Regions from separate parts of the Homo sapiens genome. Here region 2 is linked to region 1. The links are chromatin loops, found by intact Hi-C in ENCODE. Cell type or tissue: A673. All regions are shown on one strand. Each heading gives the region's core, and the rest is flanking DNA. Links, peaks and the distances in the headings are about the cores only.

What was found. A loop is a pair of places that touch in the nucleus more often than their neighbours do. Peaks named below come from ENCODE experiments on the same cell type or tissue, not always from the same donor. Only the 100,000 strongest peaks of a DNase experiment are listed, where the experiment ranks them.
Region 2: a loop joins it to region 1, with 2.5 times the contacts of the local background. A loop is called at or near these places in 1 of 110 quality-filtered maps.

The regions. Positions count from the first base shown.
Region 1 is chr9:88,659,684-88,662,610 of GRCh38, reverse strand. No RefSeq gene overlaps it. Among named protein-coding and RNA genes, the nearest start is that of LINC02843, 9.0 kb to the right of the region's middle. In A673, for the core only: CTCF peaks have their summits at 652 and 1,832 (motif pointing left); DNase peaks (open chromatin) are centred at 640 and 1,820.
Region 2 is chr9:88,834,387-88,837,313 of GRCh38, reverse strand. No RefSeq gene overlaps it. Among named protein-coding and RNA genes, the nearest start is that of MIR4289, 90 kb to the right of the region's middle. In A673, for the core only: no CTCF peak of the experiment used is centred there; DNase peaks (open chromatin) are centred at 1,363 and 2,073; H3K27ac peaks cover 2,184 bases.

The DNA.
Region 1 (2,927 bases), core at 314-2,813:
TTGCTTTATAGCACCCTGTTTTTCTGAATGAACAAAGTATTTTCTATTATCTTTCTAAGTACAGTTTTGTAAATGCATATTTTGTCAAGGTATAATATACACACAAAAAGTACACAAATCCTGAGTGTACAGCTCAGTGAATTTTCAAATGAAATGCACAATGGAACCAGCACCCTAATCACGAGACAAGACCATCACCCCAGAGCAGCCCCATACCTCTCCCAGTCCCCATCAGTGCCCTCCAAGGGGAGCTAATACCCTGCCTCCTAAACCTATCGGTAAGCTTTGACTTTTAAAAATTTCATATCAATGGGATCATGCAGTTCATACACTTTTGCATTTCTTTCCCTCAAAATAATTTGAGAGATAGATCTATATTTTTCTTCTCAGGGTTAAATATTCTTTTGTATGAAATGGAAATTTCTATTGTTGATGGACTTTGGAGTTGTTTCCAATTTGGGCTATTATGAATAGTGCTGCCATGAAACAGGTATATGCCTCTTAGTAAACATATTTACACACTAATACACCTGGGAGTGAAATAGCATGGTCAGAAGATATGTATATTTCAGCCTTAGGAGATTCTGCTGAAGGCTTTCCAGAGTGGATAAACCAACTTAAACTTGTGCCAGCTCCATGTCCCCACCATGTGGTACTGTTTATCACTTTCATTGGAGCCCATGTGGTAGGTGTGTAGTAGTATTACACTGAGATCTTGATTTTCAGTTTCCCCGGCTAACAAAGTTGAGAAATTTTCATATTTTTATTATTGATTTGAACGCTTTACTTATCGAACTTCCTGTTCAACTGTTTTGACCATCTTTCTATCTCATTGCCTTTTTCCTACTGAGTTCTTTACATATTCTGGATAGAGTCGCTTGTCATATACGTGTGTATTTATACACACACACACACACACACATCACACATCACAGAGCAAACACCTCTCCTGCGCTCTGACTTGTCTTTCCACAAATCATCTTTTGATTAAAAGACATAAAAGACATTCTTAATTGTATATAATCCAATTTTTCTTATACTCTTAAGTATTTTCATTGTATTTCCCTTAATTGTCTTTTATTGTTCTTGTATAACACTCTTGTTGAGATATAAGTCACATACATGCAAATCACCCATTTAAGGTGTACAATTCAATGGGTTTTAGTATGTTCAGTTAGACAACCATCATCACAATCAATTTCTGAAAAATTTCAGCATCCCAAAAAGAAAGCACATACCTGTCATTGTCCCCCAACACCTATCCCCTCAGCCCTAGGCAACTACTAATTTTTCTTTCTCTATAGATTTACCCATTCCCCTTTCTTTTTTCTTTTCTTTTCTTTTTTTTTTTTTTTTTTTTTGGTAGAAGGATGGGGGAGGTGGATCTTTCTTGTTCACATTGGAGGTTTTCCTCAAATGTTTGATGTTTTTATTGCTGTCATTTATGTTTGAGGGAGTCACTAAAAGATTTATGAGAAGTGCTGTATGTGCACCTCACTGTAACAAAACAAGGCAGCATTTTCTTTGAGGTCTCCCAACCAATATCTGTAGCTCCTTTGTCTAAGTGCCCTCATGTGCAAAGCCTCTGTATTTCAACATCTCAAGAATAAATCTCTGGGATCCTAGAGGGCAGGAGACATACAGACACCTGCTGCAGGGGGTGGTGGAGAAAGGGACCCAGGGAACACAGCTGCTTCACAGAGACTTCCCAGGTTTCATGCTGTGTTCAGGCTCACACTCAACCCCACCTGCCAGAGTACCTGCTGTCTTCCATTTGGAGCTTTCAGCGATTCTTCAAGGCAAATGTGCTCACTCTTCATCAATATCACCCCCTGCAGGCACTGGATGCTCATTTCATCTTCTCTGTTAGGTCAGCTACATCCTCCACCCAATTTACATCTTCCAAAATGTTGGTGTCTTTTATCTGCATTTTCTTTTCTTTTGTTCTCTTTGTTCTTGTAGGTAGATCTTGTTTACTTATTTACTCATTCATTTATTTGTTCATTTTAGTAAAGATTTAAACGTAAAACTATACATTTATGTGATCTTAGTAGGTTTTCGAAAAGGAGAGATGGTTAAATGCATTGCAAATAGAGATCTTTTTATTAGTCAACTATTACATTTTTACTACTTTGATTATAATAGATTAATCCGAATTGAATTAATTGGATTTTTCTCACAGTTAGTGAGAATGACATCTTGTCTTATTAGAGTGCTCCTTCTGTAAATTAACCTAATGATATCCTTTGCTGATTTCTCTGTTTCTTGTCTTTTATCCTTGTTGATGTATGAATACTTCATGTATTCTAAATGTTAATCATCTTACTGATTTAGACACTACAAACACCTACCAGTGTTCTTTCTGTTAACGTCATGGAACAGATTTCATGTTCTTCGTGGAAGAAAAATTTTCTAATTTTGATACAGTAAAATTTATTAAATTTTGGCCTTACTCTTCATGCTTTCAGGGCCTTGTTTAAAACACCATCTCACAATCCAAGATTGCTGAAATATTTTATTTTTTCTTTCATTTACTTTACAGTCTTACCTTTTGCATTTAGGTCTATACCCATATTGCTCAAATATGGCACAATATCAGGATGCAGCTTTATTTTACTCAGTTTAGAAAGCCAATTTTTCCATCAACATTTGCTGGATAATCTACCTTTTCTTGTAAAGCTGTGATGTCACCTCATATGTAAAAGATATACATGAACCCTTGGAACTATTATTGGGCCCTCCATTCAGTTTCACTGGTCTCTTTGCATGATCCTTTCTTTGTACCACACTGTTGTTTGGGGGTTTGTTTTATTACTATGTCTTTGTGATATGTCTAAACATTGCGTAAGGTGTTTCTTAACCCACCCCCTTGGCTCTTTGCTCAAAATGGAGAATCTCTATTTCTCCAAATAAATTTTAGAATCACT
Region 2 (2,927 bases), core at 169-2,668, 170 kb before region 1:
TATTTGTTATATATATAATTCTATAGTCTAAAGGCTTCAACATTTTTTCAGTTCAAATTAGGTATAGAAACTTTCCTTTATTTAGCATATTTTTTATCCTTTCCAGTTTATGATTATATCAATTATTTTCTCAACATACATTGAGAACAATATCAGAGTGTCAGAATTTTTGCTCCAATATCACACATAATTTGGAAAACTCAAGAGGAGGAGGAAATTCTATTGTATTCACCATATTTTTACTCTCCCCATTCACCTTTTTTTTAATGTTTCAAGATTTCTTATTTTTATCATATCCTTTATATTGAAAGAATGTCCGTTACCCATACTTTTAGGGTAGGAGTATTGGTAAAAATTTTGCTTAGTTTTTACTTCATCTGAGAATGATGATTTCTGAAATTCATCTGAGAATGATTGATTTTCCTTTCATCCCCATAAAATATTTTCATTGGATACTGAATGCTTATTGGTAGGGTTTCTTTTCCCAGTACTTTAAAGAAAATTTAAGCCACTTACTTCTGGTCTCCATGGTTTCTGATGAGATATTATCTTTCATTTAAGTGACTTTTCCTCTATAGGTTAAGGTGTCATTCTCTCACACTGCTTTCAAGAATTTTTCTTTGTTTAGGTTCCAGAAATTTGACTACAATGTGTCTTGGTATGGATTTTTTAGATTTGTTCTATTTGGATTTGCACAATAATTTCCACTCTTTCATTTTTAATAAACAATTAAAGAGCATTTTCTGACTTGTGGGGGTATCTTCTCTTCTGCAGTGAACTTTATGTCTCAATTATGAAGTAAACCATATTGGGAATTTGGAAATTCAAAATTTTAAAGCAAATGCAAGTCTCAGAAAAGGGCTATGCTTGTGAGGGAAGATATAAGGCTGAACAAGTGGTCACCATGAAGAGATTTGGGTGAGTTTTGCCATGAGCGCCTGTGGAACATGCAGCGGAGAGAAGAGCAGAGCCCTGTTAGGTGGCTCTCCATACCTTCCTCACATTAGTAGCCATGATGCCACTAAAGAGCCCATTACAGGGTGAAGGTTCAAACAATGTTGAATGAATAAAAGTGAAAATGAGTGGTGAAGAATATTCAGTCTTCAGAAAACTTTCCTGACTTTTGGGATTTTCCAAAGAAAATTAATTTCTTCTGGCTTTGCTTTGTCTTATGTTCTCCCATTTATTTTAGAAAGCACCATGTTTCTTCAAAAAAGTTGAGAACTCCTAACATACAAAAAGAAGTGTTAGCTCACTGCCCTAAAAAGTTGGGATGAGGCCAGAGGACACAGATAATTAGTTATCTAGGGACTGGTGGTTTGGGCTGAGAGGCCATAAAAGGAAGGAAAAAAAGCCAAGTTTGGTATTAATATAAAGAGACTATGACGAAAAGGAAGTGGGAAGCAAGCAATTTAGAGATTGAATAATTGGATTTGGGAAACAAAATTTTGCTCGATGAAAAGTAGGCAAATTGCTCAAGTCTCTTTGTACGTTAATGCAGCTCAAGAATGGTTGACATGGGTGTCACATTAGTTTCTGAAATGAAATATAAAATAAAAATTGAAGCCAAACTACAAGTATATTAAAATAAACTTTTAAGACATTTTTATCAGAGTGATATATGGTTAAAGTATCATTATATAAATAAAAAATATTGTCATATAAAAATCCTGCTTAAACAAATATATCATGTTTCCCAGTAATAACCACACTTCAACATTTTTAGCTATTTCTTAGGGTAGTTACATTTACAACTCTAAGTAGTATGCTTACATTTTTGGTTCATTCAATATTTAGATATTATTTAACTTCTGATAATTGAGAAGCTAGCTCTCTCAAACTACATTTCATCTCCCTTTATCTATCTTGAAGTATAGTCATAACACTACTTTAAGTTAGACAGAGGGCACTTACATTACCCTGCTCTTATGCGACTGTGGTTTACCACAATTTCCTCTTCTTTTGAGTCTGGTTTTCTAGAGGTTTTTTTTTTGTTAATTTGACTTCTTATCAAGCAATGTCTTCCTCTTTAATAGTCTTTATTTTACCTCCAAACTTCATTGTTTCAGGTCCTTCCTGGAATCCTTCCTGGTCTTGGCTGGCTGTTCTCCAGGACTGCTCAACAGCTTCTAAAAGCTCACACATTGCTCTATTTGGTGGATTTGATCTAGTATTTCATTTTAGATAAGTGCAACCTTAAGTAACTTCTGAGGAAAGACTGAATAAGAAGTAAACATTTTGAGTTCTTGCATGCCTGAAATGTCTTCACTCTGTAATCATACTTATTTAATATCTGCTGTGGATATTAGAATTCTACACTCCAAATTATTCTTCCACAGAATTTTGAAGGCATTGCTTTATTGCCTTCCTCATGCAGGCTAATGACATTCTTAGTTATGTTCTGTTAAAGGTGATCTGTTTTTCTCTTGGAGTTTTCAAATTTTTTTTTTTTTTTGAGACGGAGTCTTGCTGTGTGGCCCAGGCTGGAGTGCAGTGGCACGATCTCGGCTCACTGCAATCTCCGCTTCCCAGGTTCATGCCATTCTCCTGCCTCAGCCTCCCAAGTAGCTGGGACTACAGGTGCCCGCCACCACGCCTGGCTAATTTTTTTGTATTTTTAGTAGAGATGGGGTTTCACCGTGTTAGCCAGGATGGTCTGGATCTCCTCATGATCCGCCCGCCTCGGCCTCTCCAAGTGCTGGGATTACAGGCGTGAGCCACCGCACCTGGCCTTAGTTTTTATTTTGCAGTTGTGTCCTGAAATTCCATAATTATGTACCTTGGACTGTTTTTGTTTTTTTAAATTTAATTGTGGTAGACTTTTCAAGGATATGTTCAATCTTGAGATGCATGTACTTCCATTTAGAGAAATTTTTTTGGTAATTTCTTCCCCTTAATCTTTTCCTTTTCACTTCATCTAGAATTTC